2 separate regions of the Homo sapiens genome follow, and region 1 is linked to region 2. The links are chromatin loops, found by intact Hi-C in ENCODE. Cell type or tissue: heart left ventricle. All regions are shown on one strand.

Region 1 (8,000 bases), 340 kb before region 2:
AAGGTAGAGCCAGGATTCAAACTCTAGAGTTTAGGAGCATGCCACTTCTACTAACCTGGGATACCCCCTCCCACCGTCAGCTGACTTCCAATTCACCCACACCCCCACCTTTTGGGAGATCTTGGAGACTTTCAGACAGATACCAGTTTGGGTGACCCATGGTGCTCACCAGTGAGGCAGCAGAAGGCAATTCCTCTCTAGCACTTTAGCTCCTATGTAGTCATCCCCCTCCGTGTGTCCACCCCAGGAGGCTCTTTGGAGCTTCAGATCCCCATGAGGCAGGCCTCCCAGAAGCAGGGTCCAGCTAGAGATGGGCATTGGTGGTGATGCAAGAGCTACCCTTGAAGGAGAAGAGCAGAAGTCCTTGGATCCAAGTTGACCTATTTTTGGCCGAGTCTCCTTTTATCCTGTCGCTGGTGGATCTGTAGCTTGATTTGTCACCCAGATTGTGGCTGGGCCTCTCAGCAGGCAATGTATAAGCTTCTGTCCCCAGACCTAGAATTGCTGGTGATATAGCAACTCTTCGCATTGGATTCTGCTGAGTCGAGCAGCCCTCATGCCACTGGTAATGAAGAAGTGTTGGGATTAAACTCCTAATGGCTCATTGATTGGTTGAATTATGCTCAGTGTAATTCTGAAAATAGATTTTAAATATGTGCTTGGGGATTTGTGGGGATTTGTTACTTAGGAGCTTTAACTAAATCATGGCTGGTTTGACAGAGACATCAACACAGGGAGCCTGTGCCTGGGATGTGATGTTCATCTCTGGGTGACCCCTCTCCCCCTATTCCCCAAAGTCAGGAAAATGTGCTGGGTGGGGTGGCTAGGGGTGGGATGGTCCCCCCTCCCTTCACATATATTCCTTTGTTCAGGTCTTGAGAAGGTCAGCTTGGTTGAACCAACCACTGCAAACCCCTCAATATTGCTAAGGTGAGATGGAGACATCACAGGTTCTGGATTCTCCCTTTTATTTCCTCTGAAGTTAAGAGCAGAAGTTGTCTTCTTTCTAACTCCAAGCTTTCACTTTTCCTGGAGCTGCCACTCTGGGGAAGAACCAAAGGGGAAGCCTTCATGGATGCTTAGCTAATCAGCCTTTTGGCATATTCTGGTGCCGTCTTTTCCTTCTGCATCCTTGTATCCTAGGTCTAAAGGGGGAGCTGTATGAAGGGTTCCTGGTCTTGGGCTGAGCTTCTAACATCCATGCTTCTTTTGGTGAATGCCAAGTTAACTTGGAGACAATAGAAAAGCTAATGAAGGCCCCTCTGTGAGGGAGCAATCATTAGAAAATAATAATCAGAGACCTCCCAGCACACCCCAAATCACTCACCTTATATTTCTTTCCCTCTGGTCTATCAGAAACCTAAAATGCCTCCCATTTTTGGTGCAAGGTAGATCAGAAAGAAACAAGGGATGTTGTAAGTGAGGCTTAATGAGGCAAATTTGAAAGATGCAGTTAGACCATATTTCCATGGGGAATTTGGTCAGGGGCTTTTTTTTTTTTTTTTTTTTTTTTAAGCTTCGTCTCTTCCATTTTAACCTCTGTCTGAAAGGGTATATTCCCCTTCCCTGGGATAATTTATACTCAGCCAGTCTTTATGAAAGAAAAAAAAATATCCCCAGAGAAGGGAGGAAGTAAAAACAAAACCTGGAAGAAAAGAAAAAAAAATGACACTCTCCTCTAATAAAGAAATTACTGACGTTCTACATTATGAACTGTATTAATTTTTAATGGCTGAGAAAGGAGTTGATTTATAATGCATCCTTCCCGGCTGCAAAGCCTGTCCCCAGCTAATAAATAAATGACAGGTCTCTTGTATTAAAAGTATCCATCATCTTACAGTGTTGGAATGTAAATGGTGAGAGGCATTGAATGAGAGGCCCCTGGGAGGGGGTGTGCCCTGCTGTGCCCAGCTGGAGAAGAGCCTGCCATAGCATTCTGCTTAGTTCTGACACAGCTTAGCCCATTCCTTCATCTTGTTTTCAGCAAAGTGATCCAAATAGCTGCAACTCTTACGGTCCAGGAGAAAGTTCATAAGAAAAGGTGATGGGCCATTTAGGAACAATTCATGATGTAAATTTAAATTCCTGGTGTTTAAGCAAAACTGTCCATGGCTTCTCCTTACATATCCTCAGGGCTTCCTCATTGGCTTCCCATGCATCTCTGGGATTATGTGTTCAGTAGTTCATCCTTTGATGGTGGTCACAGCTCTGGTTAGCCTCTCTATGTCTCTTTAGAAAACAGACAGAACACCTAACATTTGTTTCTGGTTTCAAAGTAATATACAATCACTGAAAATATTTTGAGGAAAATCCAGAAAAGTGAAAAGAAGAAAATAAGAATCATCCCTAATGCCACCCCAAGTGATGAATGCATGACATTTTGCCTTATATGCACAGGCTAATAACATACGCAGACATGTACACATCAACATGGACATGTATAGCACACACAAATGAGATCATATTCTGCATACGGTTTCATAATCTGAATTTGTCATCTAGTAGCCTATCATAGACCTTTATTTCACAATGCCACTATTTTTAATGGCTACATAATACGTGGCCAGGCTATATTCACATTGGAGCCGCTGTAGAGCTGGCGATCAGTCAATCAAGATGCATTCCTTCGTTCTTCATTACAGTGCCAACTCCAGAATAAACATAGTGCAGGAGAAAAACTGAGTACAAAGATGATTTTTGCACAGAGCTCCTAATCTTGGAGCAACTACTATGCTGCAGAGTCAATGCAGTGAGGCTGAGAGATGAACAGAGTGGCATCATCCCCGCATGAGGGAGTCCACACTCCAGCTGGGGAGACAGGCCAGGAAACAGTTCTGGAGATATGAGCATAATGAGATGCCTGCCACAGAGACCCTGCAACTAAAGGGCCCAGTGTGCTTAGAGAGCAGTGGCTTGTTTAAATTAGGGGAGCAGAGGCTTGGGTAAAGGCTCCACAGAGGGGAGAGTGTTTGAGCTAGGACGCTGCGGGGAAACTTGGACTGGCAGAGATGGACAGGAAGGGCCTTCCAGGCCACCGTAGCAGTAGCAGGAGGCAGACAGGGGGCAGGGTTTGGTGGGGGCAGGGCTGGAGGTGAGTGACCAGAGAAGGACTCCCTCCCGGGGTGGAGGGAGCAGGTCTTGTTGATGTATTAAATAGCATAGCTTATTGACACAATAATTACGAATTTATTCGTAGAATTTGCACTTACATAGTCCAGGCCTTTGTTTATCACGCTTGTCACTGTTTCTCAGAAGTAGGTGATGACTAGAGGAGTGAAGAAACTATCAACACTGTAATAAAAAAGGTAAAACAAAGTAGCAAGTTATTCTCTCTGAATTTAGGGACAGTTCCAGGCAGACATAGAGAGACCCCTGTTCCAGAAAGAAGAGAAATGAAACACTCACTGAATATACCTTTCAGCACAGGGAACGTTATGTAGAAAATGAGAGCGATCTAGCAGTTGCTGCCAGCAGGCTCCACTCCCTCTGATTTATTTATATTGTCTTCATAGGCTTATAAAAATGGAAGTTTGCCTAGATTTGGAGACTAACATTTCTATCCTTTCACATATGAATTTATTTCTTGATTTGTTGTGCATATTTCTAAACATAGATCGACCAATGACTTTTGCTTTTGGAAAAATAAAAAAGAAAATCTCGGAGCTGGTGAGAAGAGGAATCAGAGACCGTGTTCCTGCAAAGAACCTGCTCCGGTGTTGCCGGAGAGGTAGGCGGGGAAGCATCCAAGAAGCATTTATTCCTTGAGCACCTGAGAGAGCCTGTTTTTTTGGCAGGTGGAAAAGTGGCAGCCCAAGATCAAGTCCTAGCTGGTCTTGGTTTTATCACCAGTTAGTTGCAGTTGCAATATGATCCTCGCTTATATTTTTGCCTTCAAATCTTGGACCCAAAATTATTCCAGCAATAGGAGTTGGCTGAAAGCTAAGTTTTTCCTTTCCTGCTCTTTAATTCTCATTCACTTAACTTCCTTGTAGAACATAGAAGTTTTTTTAATCTGAAAAATATCTCAGAGATCCAGTGAGACTTATCTTTTCGTTTAGTAGATGAGGAAACTGAGGGCCAAACACATAGTTCAATGATATTAAACTGCATAAGGATTTGGAAGAAGGAACAGGTCTAGGACCAATGGCTGTTGTCTCATGTTTCTCACTCCTGAAACTGTAAGTGGAAATGCAATCTTTTCATTTTCCCCAAAGTTGATGTTTTTTGTTTGGGCCATTTAATAAGGAATGTCTGACAAAAGTGAACTGTCTGACTCAGGTGCAGTAATTGCCACAGAAATTGGTTTTGGTGTCTTTGGGGAATTCTGCAGTTGAACCCAGAAGGCATCCTTATCAAGTAGCGTGTTCCAACACTTTTACAAATTCTAAGAGCCTCAGATATCACTGTTTTCCTTTGGAGCGATATTTTGTTATTTTAGTAAACTTTCAAGGGGCACTGCCACTTTGCTGCACTGGCTTCCTAGTGAGATACAGTGTTACTATCTTAAGTCTTTTTTTAAAAAAATTGAGACAGGGTCTCACTGTATCGCCTAAGTTGGATGGAGTGCAGTGGTGTGATATTGGCTCACTGCAGCCTCAATCTCCTGGGCTCAATCTGTCCTCCCACCTCAGCCTCCCAACTAGCTGAGACTACAGGCGCACCACCACGCCTGCTACCTGGGCTCAGTCAATCCACCTACCTCAGTCCCCCAAAGTGCTAGATTTATAGGCATGAGCCACAGTGCCTGGCCAAGTCAGGCCCTGCTACAGGATTTTTTGTACATGATCTGAAATGTTGTCTGCACTTGAAGGATCTCTTAGAAGGGTGTCTGAGTTCCTACTGGCATTGAAAAGGAAGGAAACTTGAAGCTAGGCATCTGTTTGATTCCCAGGCTGCTTTCATGTTACTTAATGCTGTCAGATCATAAAGGGAATTCATTTCTATTCCTCAACTTCTAAATAACTTCACACGATTTACAGTTGACAAACAGCACACTGGGACTCTTCTTGCATTTCATTGTTTCTGTGGAAAATTGGTTGATAGAGCATCACCAAGTGTATGGCTTCTTATCCTCAGGCATTTCTTCCACCAACACTGGCGATGGTCCACTGTGCACAGAGCTCTGGGTTAGAGAAGGAACCCTGTTCCTTTTTTCCACAGTTCTGTTATCTGGTTACGCTCTGACCTAGAGGAAGATGCGGGTATGATTTTAAACAGTCTTTACCAGTGCACGGTTTCACCTGCTGGTAGTGGGTCTTTACCAGTGCACGGTTTCAGCTGCTGGTAGTGGGTCTTTACCAGTGCACGGTTTCAGCTGCTGGTAGTGGGTCTTTACCAGTGCACGGTTTCAGCTGCTGGTAGTGGGTCTTTACCAGTGCACGGTTTCAGCTGCTGGTAGTGGGTCTTTACCAGTGCACGGTTTCAGCTGCTGGTAGTGGGTCTTTACCAGTGCACGGTTTCAGCTGCTGGTAGTGGAATTTCAGAAGACCGTTGTTCTTCGAAGTCAGGGGTTATCCAAGTGTGGTGTGCAGACCAGCAGCATCAGCATTAACTGGAAACTTGTTAGAAATGCAAATTCTCAGGATTCACTTCAGACCCACTGAATCCGAAACTCTGGGCATGGGATTCAGCAGTCTGCATTTCAATAAGCCCTCTGGGTGATTCCGATGCACATCAAAGTATGAGAAGCACAGTATAAGATATTGGTGTAGTTTCCTTTTTCCCCCGATCAAAAATATCTGAAGAAGCTGAGAAGTGCTTCAATATAGTTACTAATAGTGCATTATAAAACATTTATTTATTTAGTAAACATTTATTGAGCATCCATTAAGTTCTAGGTTCTGTATTGGGTGTTAGGAGCACAAATAAACCAGCAAATGGCTCATTCTGCTGTGGTTGTTTTGGTATGAACATATAGAAATACTTTTTTGTGACAGTGATATAAACAAGAGGTTCTCAGCCTCATTCTCACCCTGCCTGTGATTTCCGTGCTATTTCTGGGCCTCTCCAAATGGGCAAGTTTGCCAAAGCTCGGGGTCAGAGTGTCCTGAGTGAGAAGGAGGATGTAAGCAAGGCGCAAGAATGAGCCATGGCTGGGGGAATGTTGCCAGCTCTGCATTTTATTTGTGAATAATAAGGAAGGAAGTGAGAAGGTTTGTGTTTTAGGTTGTGTTAATACGTTTCCCTTATGTCAAAACCACCAACTCCTAGCACCCTGTCAAAATGGCTGCACTGAAATATCACAGTTCGTCGAGGATCTCATTGTCTTATAGGTTCGTGGAGGATGTAGAGATGGCAGGATGGCAGCCAAAGAGCTGAAGGTGGGATTCTGTGAAGAACAATGCATGCTCTCTCCTTCATGCTGCACAAGGCCGTAGGGTACAGGGTGGGTGAGCTCTGTTGGCTTGAACATTGGAGCCTAGACTTGCTGCTGTGCTCTCTCCCCATGTTTCTGTGTGTCTGTCATAAGGTGGGACTAATGGGAGGATCTGCCTCACTGGGTCTTCGTGTGTGTTAAATGAGGTAATGTACGTAAGGGATTTGGAATAGCTGCCTGTGTTTAGGAAGAAATGGCTCACTTCTGGCTGTCAGCACTATTACCATAGTCTGCCTTAGTTATACTACAGAAGAAATTCACTTCTGCACTACTGGGTCACCCCAGTGGCAGGCGAAGGGAGGGGCAGTATCTGGCTGTGCAGACTTTCCCTGACATTACTGATAAATCAACTTTCCCATAGAGTAATGTGCGGTGGGAAGTGTCTCCCCATGTAGAAGCTGGTGTCCTATTGTGCTGACGTAATTCAGTGGCCTGCTCATGCATACACTGCCAGGATGTGTATATCTTCAGCTGCGGCTTCTTTTCAGGGATAGACCCAACTCACCATGACCCAACCCCAAACTTCACCTCATTGCCAAAGTCAAGGAGAAGATTTTGCCAGAAAATATCAGATTACTGAGATTTTAATTATGATTTCCAAATGTTCTGAAATTATAGGAAGGTAGCAAATGCCCCATAGTGTGTTGAGTTGAGACATCTAACCTCTTCCTGTTTAATATGGAAATGTGCATATTTTGTAAGTCCTTACAGACTTACTAGTAGAGTCACATTCTCATTCATTCCCAGATAAACTTTCTTAAATCCTGTCTATTTTGATTTCTTAAAGCAAGCTGGAGACTGAGCTTTCTGTTGGTGATGAATAGGAATTCTAGACAGCAAGAAGCGAGAGGCTGACCTGGTGGAGGGAACAACAGATACAAAGGTGTGGAGGTGTTTTCTGGGGACACTCAGGAGCTCTGGATGAGTGGGGTGGAAGGTGTGTGGGTGGGATCCAGTCATGATGGCCTGTGTGGCATGCTTGTTCATTCCAAGCCATTTGAAGATAATACTGGATAAGAAAATATCCCTCAACAACCCATGGACCAGGAAGGAACGAAAAGAAAAACATGTCCAAAAGGATGGATTTTTTTTTATCCCTTCATGGGTAGTGTGGTGTGACGGCAAAACCCTGAACTGAAAATTTGCATTTTGGGAAGTCATTCATGTAGGGAGTGAATTAGAATGCAAGCCAGATCCAGGTAACTGCTGTGAATGCATGATGTGGTGGCAGGTGAATGAGTTAGGCACACGGAGATGTGTCTGTGAGTGGTACAATTAGCCCGGCTGTTTCCCAGGTTGCTTCTAGTGTGATAATACTTTGATTTTGTGTGTGTGTGTGTGTGTGGGTGTGTGTGTAAATTCCAGCAGTGCTAGAGGTAAAAATACATTTAGCAAGTTCTGTTATTGGCTCTTAAGTGGACAAAAATATAATGCATATTTTAAAAATAAAATTCTCCTTATTCAATAGGTTTATTACATTGCTTTTAGGAATAAAATCTGTTAGTAATATATAAATATCTTCACCATGTTATTCATCATTTGCCAAAAAAAAAGCATAGTTTCATTCTTCCCATCCTTTTCCTTTTCTTCCGGAAAAATTACTAAAAAGCTTGGAAAAAGAACT
Region 2 (8,000 bases):
TGGATTGCATTTTCCTGCTTCTTTGCATGGCTGGTAATTTCTGATGTATGCTACACACTGTTGGGTGTCATTAGCTTGTTGAGTGCTGGATATTTTTATATTTCTATATGTATTTTTTATTTTTTTCCCAAGGACATGGTGAAGTTACTTAGAAACACTTCTATCCTTTCAGGTCTTTATTTTAAGCTGTATTGGGTGGAACCAGAGCAACATTTAGAAACGCCGGAAAAGCATAATTTTTCCCAATAAATAAGGGAGGTGTTTCCTAGTATTCGGATGCCCTTTGACTTAAGAAGTTTTTCACTTTAACCGTTGGAAACAGGTACTGTTCCTTACCTTCAATGAGATACAGTTGTATTCCTGCTGATCCTTTCAGGTGGTTCTTTCCCTGGGCTTATGCAATTTTTTTTCACATATAAGCCCTGATCAGTTTTTAGCTGAATAGTTGATGGTTGATGGAGGCTTTCTGCAGGTATCTGGAGTTTTATCTTTCTTTAGCTCTCTTTTCCTTTGTTCTTCCCTGCAATCTCCAGGCACTTTAGCTTTTGCAGATACCTGACTGTCTTGTTCTTTCTCCTCAACTAAGAAGTCTGAAAAACCTGTGTTTTCCCTCCCTGTGCTGTGGCCTGGAAACTTCTTCCAGGCAGTAAACTGGGGCAATTTTAGCACTCACCCCCTTGCTTCCTATCTTAGGGAACACTGGCCTTTGTTGACTAATGTTCACTGTCTTGAATGATGTTGGCTCATATTTTGTCTGGTTTTTAGTTTTTTTAAATGAGAGATTGATCTGGTCCTGTTTCTCCATTTTGGCTGAAACATTGTGGTGGATTAATTAGGGCCAGAAATTCTTGACAGTCTTCCCATTGAGAAGTATGGTCTATGTCTCCTGACCTTATGTTCAGACAGGTTCTGAGACTGCTTTGACCAACAGAATACAACAGAATTAGCACTATGTTAGTTTCCTAGACTTTAAGAGATTGTCAGTCTCCTTTCCCTGCCTTGTAGGGCACTTTCTCTTGGAACCCTGCCATCAGGGCACAAGGAAGCCCATCACTCTATAGAGAATCTGATGTGGAGAAAAACAGAGGCCTGGCTGACAGCTCCAGCTGAATCCTAGTTGACAACCAGCACCAACGTACCAGCCATGTGAGCGAGCGATCTTCGAAGTGGATCGTCTAGCCCTAGTCAAGCTGTCCCAGCAGATGCCACATGGAAAAGAGACAAGCTGTCCCTTTAAGCCCTGCCTGAATTGCAGATTCATGAGCAGAATAAATGACTTTTACTGTTTTAAGTAGCTAAGTTTTGAGGTGGTTTGTTATACAGCAATAGGTACCTGGAACACCCACTTTTAACAGGCAAGAGCTCATCATTTGGCCCATGCGTTGAAAGTGGGTTGGGGAATGTCATATAACAGCATGCTTTCAAAGACAAAAATGTGGATTTGCTGGGCATATACTATTATCTTCTCCATTTATGGTGTAGGTTTATATCCATATTGGACATTCTGGGAAACTAAGACTTAGAGATTAAATAATATGTCCAAGGCCATGGCAAGTAGTTGCAAGTGTCAAGATTGTGACGATTTTGAACTTGGCTTTCTTTTATCTTTAAACCTGAACTCTTGGCCGGGCATGGTGGCTCACACCTGTAGTCCTTGCACTTTGGGAGACAGAGGCAGGGGGGTCACTTGAGCCCAGCAGTTTGAGACCAGCCTGGACAACATAGTGAGACCCCATTTCTACAAAAAATACAAAAATTAGCTGGGTGTGGTGGTAGGCACCTGTGGTCCTAGCTATTTAAGAGGCTAAGGTGGGAGGATCTCTTGAGCCTGGGAGACCGAGGCTGCAGTGAGCCATCATCACGCCATTGCACCCCATCCTAGGGGATAGAGTGAGAGTATATCTTCAAAAAATAAAAAGTAAAAAATTAAAAAGGAAATAAACCTGAATGGTTTCTTCCATATCCTTCCCTGTAGACTTCATCCATCTGAGTGGCTAGAGCCCTGCCCCAATTCCTAGCCTTCCTTGTACATTCATAAATTGCTTTTCTTTTTCTGTATTTGCCTATTCTGCTAGAGCAGCTATGACAAATCAGTAGGGCTAGTCTACATGGTTGGGGCTAATAGAAGGAGACTGTGAAATAAAGTGGAGAACCCTCCAATAGGGGCACATGTGAAACTGAGAGTCATGTGGGAAAACAAGTCCCCAGATCTAGGGAGAAGAGCCTGAATATGTCACCAGAATATAAAAATCTAAAGTTGTGACCACATTTAGTGAATCTGAGTCTCCAACTGCAGAGAGTAAGGAGCACATCTGGGGTGGTCTTGGAGTGATCTCCAAGATCTAACAGCACTGTGACTGGCTGTTATAGGCAGGCTGAAGTAGGACTCAGGGCTGGCCCATATGTATTTGAAATCTCAGGGCTGGGACTGGCATTTGCTGTGCTGCAAGGGATTTTTCTTGGGCTGGTGGAGATTTAAAAGGAGATCTCATGCTATAGCTTATTGCCTTTGACTCTGTGATGATTAGTTTTATGTGTCAACTTGGCTAGGCTATAGTAACAGTTATTTCATCTTCACCTAATCTAGGTGTTGCTGTGAAGATATTTTGTTGATGTGGTAAACATCTACACTCAGTTGACTTTATGTAAAGAAGATTATCCTCAATAATGTGCACACCCTCATCCAATCAGTTGAAAGGCCTTAGGAGCAAAATAGTTTTCCCTGATGAATGAATGAGAAATTTTGCCTCATGACGCTGCGTCAGATGCTGCCTGAAATTTTCTAGCCTGCCAGCCTGTCATACAGATTTGGGGCTTACTAGTCCCCACAATTATGTAAGTCAATTCCTTGAAATTATCTCTCCATCCGTCGACCTTTTACTGGCCTCTGATTCGCTGGGGAGCCCTGACTGGTACAGACTCTGAGGGACACAGGGAGCACAGGCAAATTACCATTCCAGTGATGCACTTGAGTGCTTTGGCTGTATTCTCTGGTGTTTTAGCAATAGCATTAGGACTGTTACAAATATTCAGAGAAGACCAAATGCCACCACCAACTTGACCTGTCTTGGTGGCATCAGTTATACCCTTGAAAGAGAAAAGTGAGTTTTCCCATGCCCTAATCTCGATTGCTCAGCAAATCAATGCATGCTCATCTTGGAAAGCTGACTTACTGCCCTAAACACCCAGGATCATCTTAGGTGGCACTGTGGCCTCTCATATTAAACATTTACCCTTAAACTGAAGTTCAAGTGCTGTGGGGACCAGAGCTTCTTTAAGGAATTTCTCCAATAGGCAGTTATCTACACTGCACACCAGGGCTAGGCAATGCTCATTGGAAGGCAGCGATTTAAACTCTATGCACACATGAGTGGTCTCCGAATTAACTGCAATGTCTGTGTTAAAAAGAGAGAAAGAGGCAAAAAGAGATCTACAGCTAGTGTCATTATGGGCAGCTCAATGAAGACATCTGCTGCATGCCTAGTGGCGTTCAGATAAGACCCATGACTGTGTGAAGGGGATGGAGAATGAGATGCGGAAATATTATCATGCCATCCTATAAATCAGTGGTACATCCTCACTTTGAATACAGCAGTCAGGGCCAGCTGTCTTATCTCAACGAGGATATAAATGAAAGGGTGAAAGGCCAGTGAAGGGCAGTGGAGTTGATTAGAGACATTGGAGGTGAGGTGGGGCAGGAGGTGACAGGGTGGATTTTGCTGGCAGAGAAAACACCAATGATTAGAGCTGTATATTACAGAGTCATGTGGAGTGGTGAGAGACCAGGTGGAGGTAAATGAAGTAATAAAGGGCTCCCCAAAGGCCAAGTGGGTGTTCCTATTTATCCTGCCTCATGAAATTAAATGGCAACAGATTGGAAATGGATGAAAGGACGTCTCTCTTAATGCATAAGGTGCCTGGTTTTCAATTGCATGTCTGTGAGGCTGCCTGGCCTATTGAGCATGCTAGGGAGTTGAGGCTGGGAGGGAGGAAGCACTGTTTCTGGTGAGGTGGGTGTGTTTGGCCTGCTTGCTTCTCCTGTCCAAGCCTCTGGTGCGTCTATGACATGGAGGGGTGGGGCCCCATTTTTTCAGGTCCTTCCAACTCTGAAGATTTCTGATTCTTTTCCCTGGAATCGCTTCCTTCCATCCTCTGCTCCCCCTGCTGGGAAAGTAAAGGAAGGCAGGCTGGGAAATGGGATAGCAGAAGCACAGTGGTTTCCTGGGCTTTCATAGCACTGGGTTGCAGAAGCCTGGGATGTTGATGAAAAGGACTGTTTCAAGATGTAAATGAAAGGCTCTCTTAGATAAACGAAAGCATCTTTTTAAGTCCCAGAGTAATCCCAGCTCACACTTTCCAGTTTCTTTGACTTAAGAAAATTACCAAATTTCTTATCTTCCTTGAACCTCAGTTTCTTTCTCATTGAAGAGGGGGTGATATGATTACCTCCTTCATAGATTATGCATTGAAGGCACTTAGTCACACAAGCAATGTTTAGTAAATGAAATCTATCATTGAATCTATTAAAAAGTTGGCATAAACCCGTAAGTGATTTGACAAATCAAACTAGTAATTTGTGGCAGATTCAAGATTCAAATGCATGCCCATCATCATGTGAAGGATGTGTTTTCCCTACTGAATTACATTGCTTTTAGTTGAGGGAAAAAGCTGCTTGGAGTCTAAGGCAGGGTTTGATTAATGCCATATGTGTAAGGCAGATAAGCACCATGAGAGGTCAGGGAGGGGAAATGCTCATAGAGTGGGCTGGGGTGGTCCTTGAGAACTTCCTGGAGAAGGGGTCATTTGAATAGGGACTTAGTGAAATGGAAGACTAAAGTGGAGGTTAAGGGGCATTCACAGCAGAAGAATCTCTTCATGCCATTCAGAGAGGCCAACTTGAGTCCAGGAAACACACCTACCTTATGGAAGTCAAGAGTTCTCATAAGGTGATGGTGATGAGGATGGAAGATGGTAATTCCAAAGGGCTCTGAAAGGCAGGCTCAGTTTGAAATGTCTCCTAAGGAAAGTGAGGAGCCATCAAAGGGTTGTAAACTAGAGTGCAGCACAATCTTCTCAACACGACCAAGATATGTTTGAGAAGATAAATGCAGCAGCTGTGTTCAGGATAGAGAAAAGAGAATCTGGAACTGTCAGATAGCTGGGCGTGGCCGCCGTCTGGGCCATAAATTTGTGTGGCAGGATAAGGGTAGTGACAGGGGGAATCAAGGCAGGCACGGGGGAGTGTGGCCTAGAAGAGAGATCAGGTGGCAGCAATTACCAAGTACTTGTTGTGTGCCAGGCCCTCTTCCAGTCACTCAGTGGATTTGCACTACCACCTGTGAGGTGGGCATGCTGATGCTGTGTGTGGCTTTGGAGCAGACAGACCTGGAATTGCATCCCTGCTTCAATTACAAGGACTTCCTGCAGGAGTGACTGGGCCAGTTGGCACCCCAAATGTCAGTTTTGTCCTCTTTTAAATGGGGTAATATGATCTATCCTGCAAAGTTGTTTTGAGGGTAAAAGATAATGTGTGAAAAACACCTAATAGCGAGAGCTTGTCTTGGAGAAAGCACGTGCAAAATGGACACTCCTGTCGGCATCTTTACTTCTAAAAGACTGCTTGAAAGAATTTTTGGCCTGGATGTGTGTGGGTGGCATGAAACTTAAAGGGTCAAAGATGGCTGTAGAATTCCAAGTGTCAGAGCCTGAGAAAATGCTGTTTCCAGTGACAGAAAGAGGGAAATTGGTTTTGAAGGAAATATGATAGACTTGGTTTGATTTTGAGGTGATGGCTGGGTATTCAAGCAGAAAAGCTTGACAGCCCATTGGAAGCATAAAGCCAGACCTCTGCAAGACACCAAAATTCTAGAGGAAAATTGAGCAATTTATCAAGTGTCTAAATATCTTGCCCACACAATGACAAATATCCAGATTTTTGGAATGCTTTTGACCTGGATTTAAATGTCAACTTTTTATCTCAATACTTGGTTGTGTTTTAGTGCTGACAAAGACCTCTTGTTTTCTTCCAGATTATGAACCCATTAATTTTGCCAAGATCCACATGGCCCAAATCGCCATCTATTTCTTTGCTCTTTGGCAGGAGACTAGAAAAGGGTTAAACAAGTTTATTTCTCTTTTAGCTCTCGGCTCTGATTCTTTATTATTCACACCTCAGCAAATCTTGTTTCATTACATTTTTGGAATTGCAATGTAATTTTGGTGATTAACTTTAAATTGGGGATAATACCCTGACAGGCATTAACGTAATGTCAAAACATTTTCTTATAATTATTTCTTAACCTTCGTCAAATCACTCTTCCCCTGTGGACCTTTAGTAATATAATATGGACAACACACCAGAACTCAAAGATGTAGAAAGGAAAAGTGATGACCAGGAACACTTATCAGAAATGATCAAGGCTAGTAAAAGACGGTGAAGCAGAGCCCTGTATTCTCACATTTCCCTGTCTCGGAGCGGAAGTGAAGAGATGAGTGCTGGAAGTGGCTCCTGGGATGTTTGGGTTAGAATGTGGCTGGTAGGAGTTTTGTTCCCATTGTCACATCTGTTACCATTACCCAAATGGAGCATGCATTCTGGTGAAAAACGAAAACAGCTTGGAAGGCCAAAAATAGTAGCTCAGCTCCACATGGAGAGACTTAGGAACCAGACAGCGCCTGCTAGAAGCAGAAGTGGAAATAATACCGTATAAAGTGAGAGAGCCTGAAGAGTTTTCAAAACATTTTCACTCATATTATCTACTTTGAGAATCCCAGCCACTTTGTGAAAGTAGACAAAGTCAATGTGGATCAGCCTCATTTTATGAAAAAGTAGACATTTTCAGCGACTTGCTTCAAACAATACAGTGAATGTGAAGCAGCAGCGTGTAGTAGCTTTGCTTTGGAGTCTGGGAGAAATGAGTTCAAATACAGCCTGGTTCCACCATTTACTAGCTCTGTGGACTGGGAAAGTAGCTTAATTTCCCAGAGCTTCGGTTTCTTCATTCATAACTTGAAGATAATAGTAGGACCTTTCTCATAGAGTGAAATTTACATAGAAAATTCTCAATAATTGGTAGTTATAATAACTGCCCAAGGGGTTTATCTTGCCCAATGCCTAGACAGAGGCGATTCATCAAGACAGGGGAATTGCAGTACAGAAAGAGTAATTCACGCAGAGCCGGCTGTGCAGGAGACTGGAGTTTTGTTATCATTCAAATCAGTCTCCCCGAGCATTCGGGGAACAGAGTTTTTATGGATAACTTGGTGGGTGGGGGGACAGCAGTGAGCCAGGAGTGCTGATTGGTCAGAGATGAAATCATAGGGAGTTGCAGCTGTCTTATGCTGAGTCAGTTCCTGTGTGGGGGCCACAAGATCAGGTGAGTCAGTTTACCCATCTGGGTGGTGCCAGCTGATCCATCAAGTGCAGGGCCTGCAAAATATCTCAAGCATTGATCTTAGGAGCAGTTTAGGGAGGGTCAAAATCTTGTAGCCTCCAGCTGCATGACTCCTAAACCATAATTTCTAATCTTGTGGCTAATGTTAGTCCTACAAAGGCAATCTAGTCCCCAGGCAAGAAGGGCGTCTGCTTTGGGAAAGGGCTGTTACAGTCTTTGTTTAAACTATAAACTAAGTTTCTCTGAAAAGTTGGTTCACCCCATGCTCAGGAATGAACAAGGACAGCTTGGAGGTTAAAAGCAAGATGGAGTCAGTTAAGTTAGATCTTTTTCACTGTCTCAGTCATAATTTAGTGAAGAAAGTTTCAATTCTTCCCTTTGAGTTTTATAACACCTTAATCTTAAGGTGTAGGCTATGAAGATGGGAAAAGGCCGTTGATTACTCTGGCTTCTTCTGCTGACGGGACATAGTGGGAATGGGAGTGAACCCCAAGGTGAGAAGAATGGGACCGCTTTGCAACTGTCTGAGTGTGCTCACGCCAACATGGCTTGGCTTTCAAGGCTTGCGTGGTAAACACGTTAGTACTTTCAGCTATAGTTTTAGTA

Evidence for each region. A loop is a pair of places that touch in the nucleus more often than their neighbours do. Peaks named below come from ENCODE experiments on the same cell type or tissue, not always from the same donor. Only the 100,000 strongest peaks of a DNase experiment are listed, where the experiment ranks them.
Region 1: it touches region 2 in a loop (4-fold over the local background); 4 of 110 quality-filtered maps call a loop at or near these places.

What each region holds. Positions count from the first base shown.
Region 1 is chr15:88,010,470-88,018,469 of GRCh38, reverse strand. The region is part of intron 14 of NTRK3 (neurotrophic receptor tyrosine kinase 3); the gene reads left to right. Among named protein-coding and RNA genes, the nearest start is that of MIR11181, 68 kb to the right of the region's middle. In heart left ventricle, no CTCF peak of the experiment used is centred here; a DNase peak (open chromatin) is centred at 3,061; H3K4me3 peaks cover 396 bases.
Region 2 is chr15:87,668,651-87,676,650 of GRCh38, reverse strand. The region is part of intron 1 of LOC102724465 (a long non-coding RNA gene); the gene reads left to right. Among named protein-coding and RNA genes, the nearest start is that of LINC00052, 96 kb to the right of the region's middle. RefSeq lists an enhancer at 6,749-7,948. In heart left ventricle, CTCF peaks have their summits at 3,969 and 4,170 (motif pointing left); no DNase peak of the experiment used is centred here.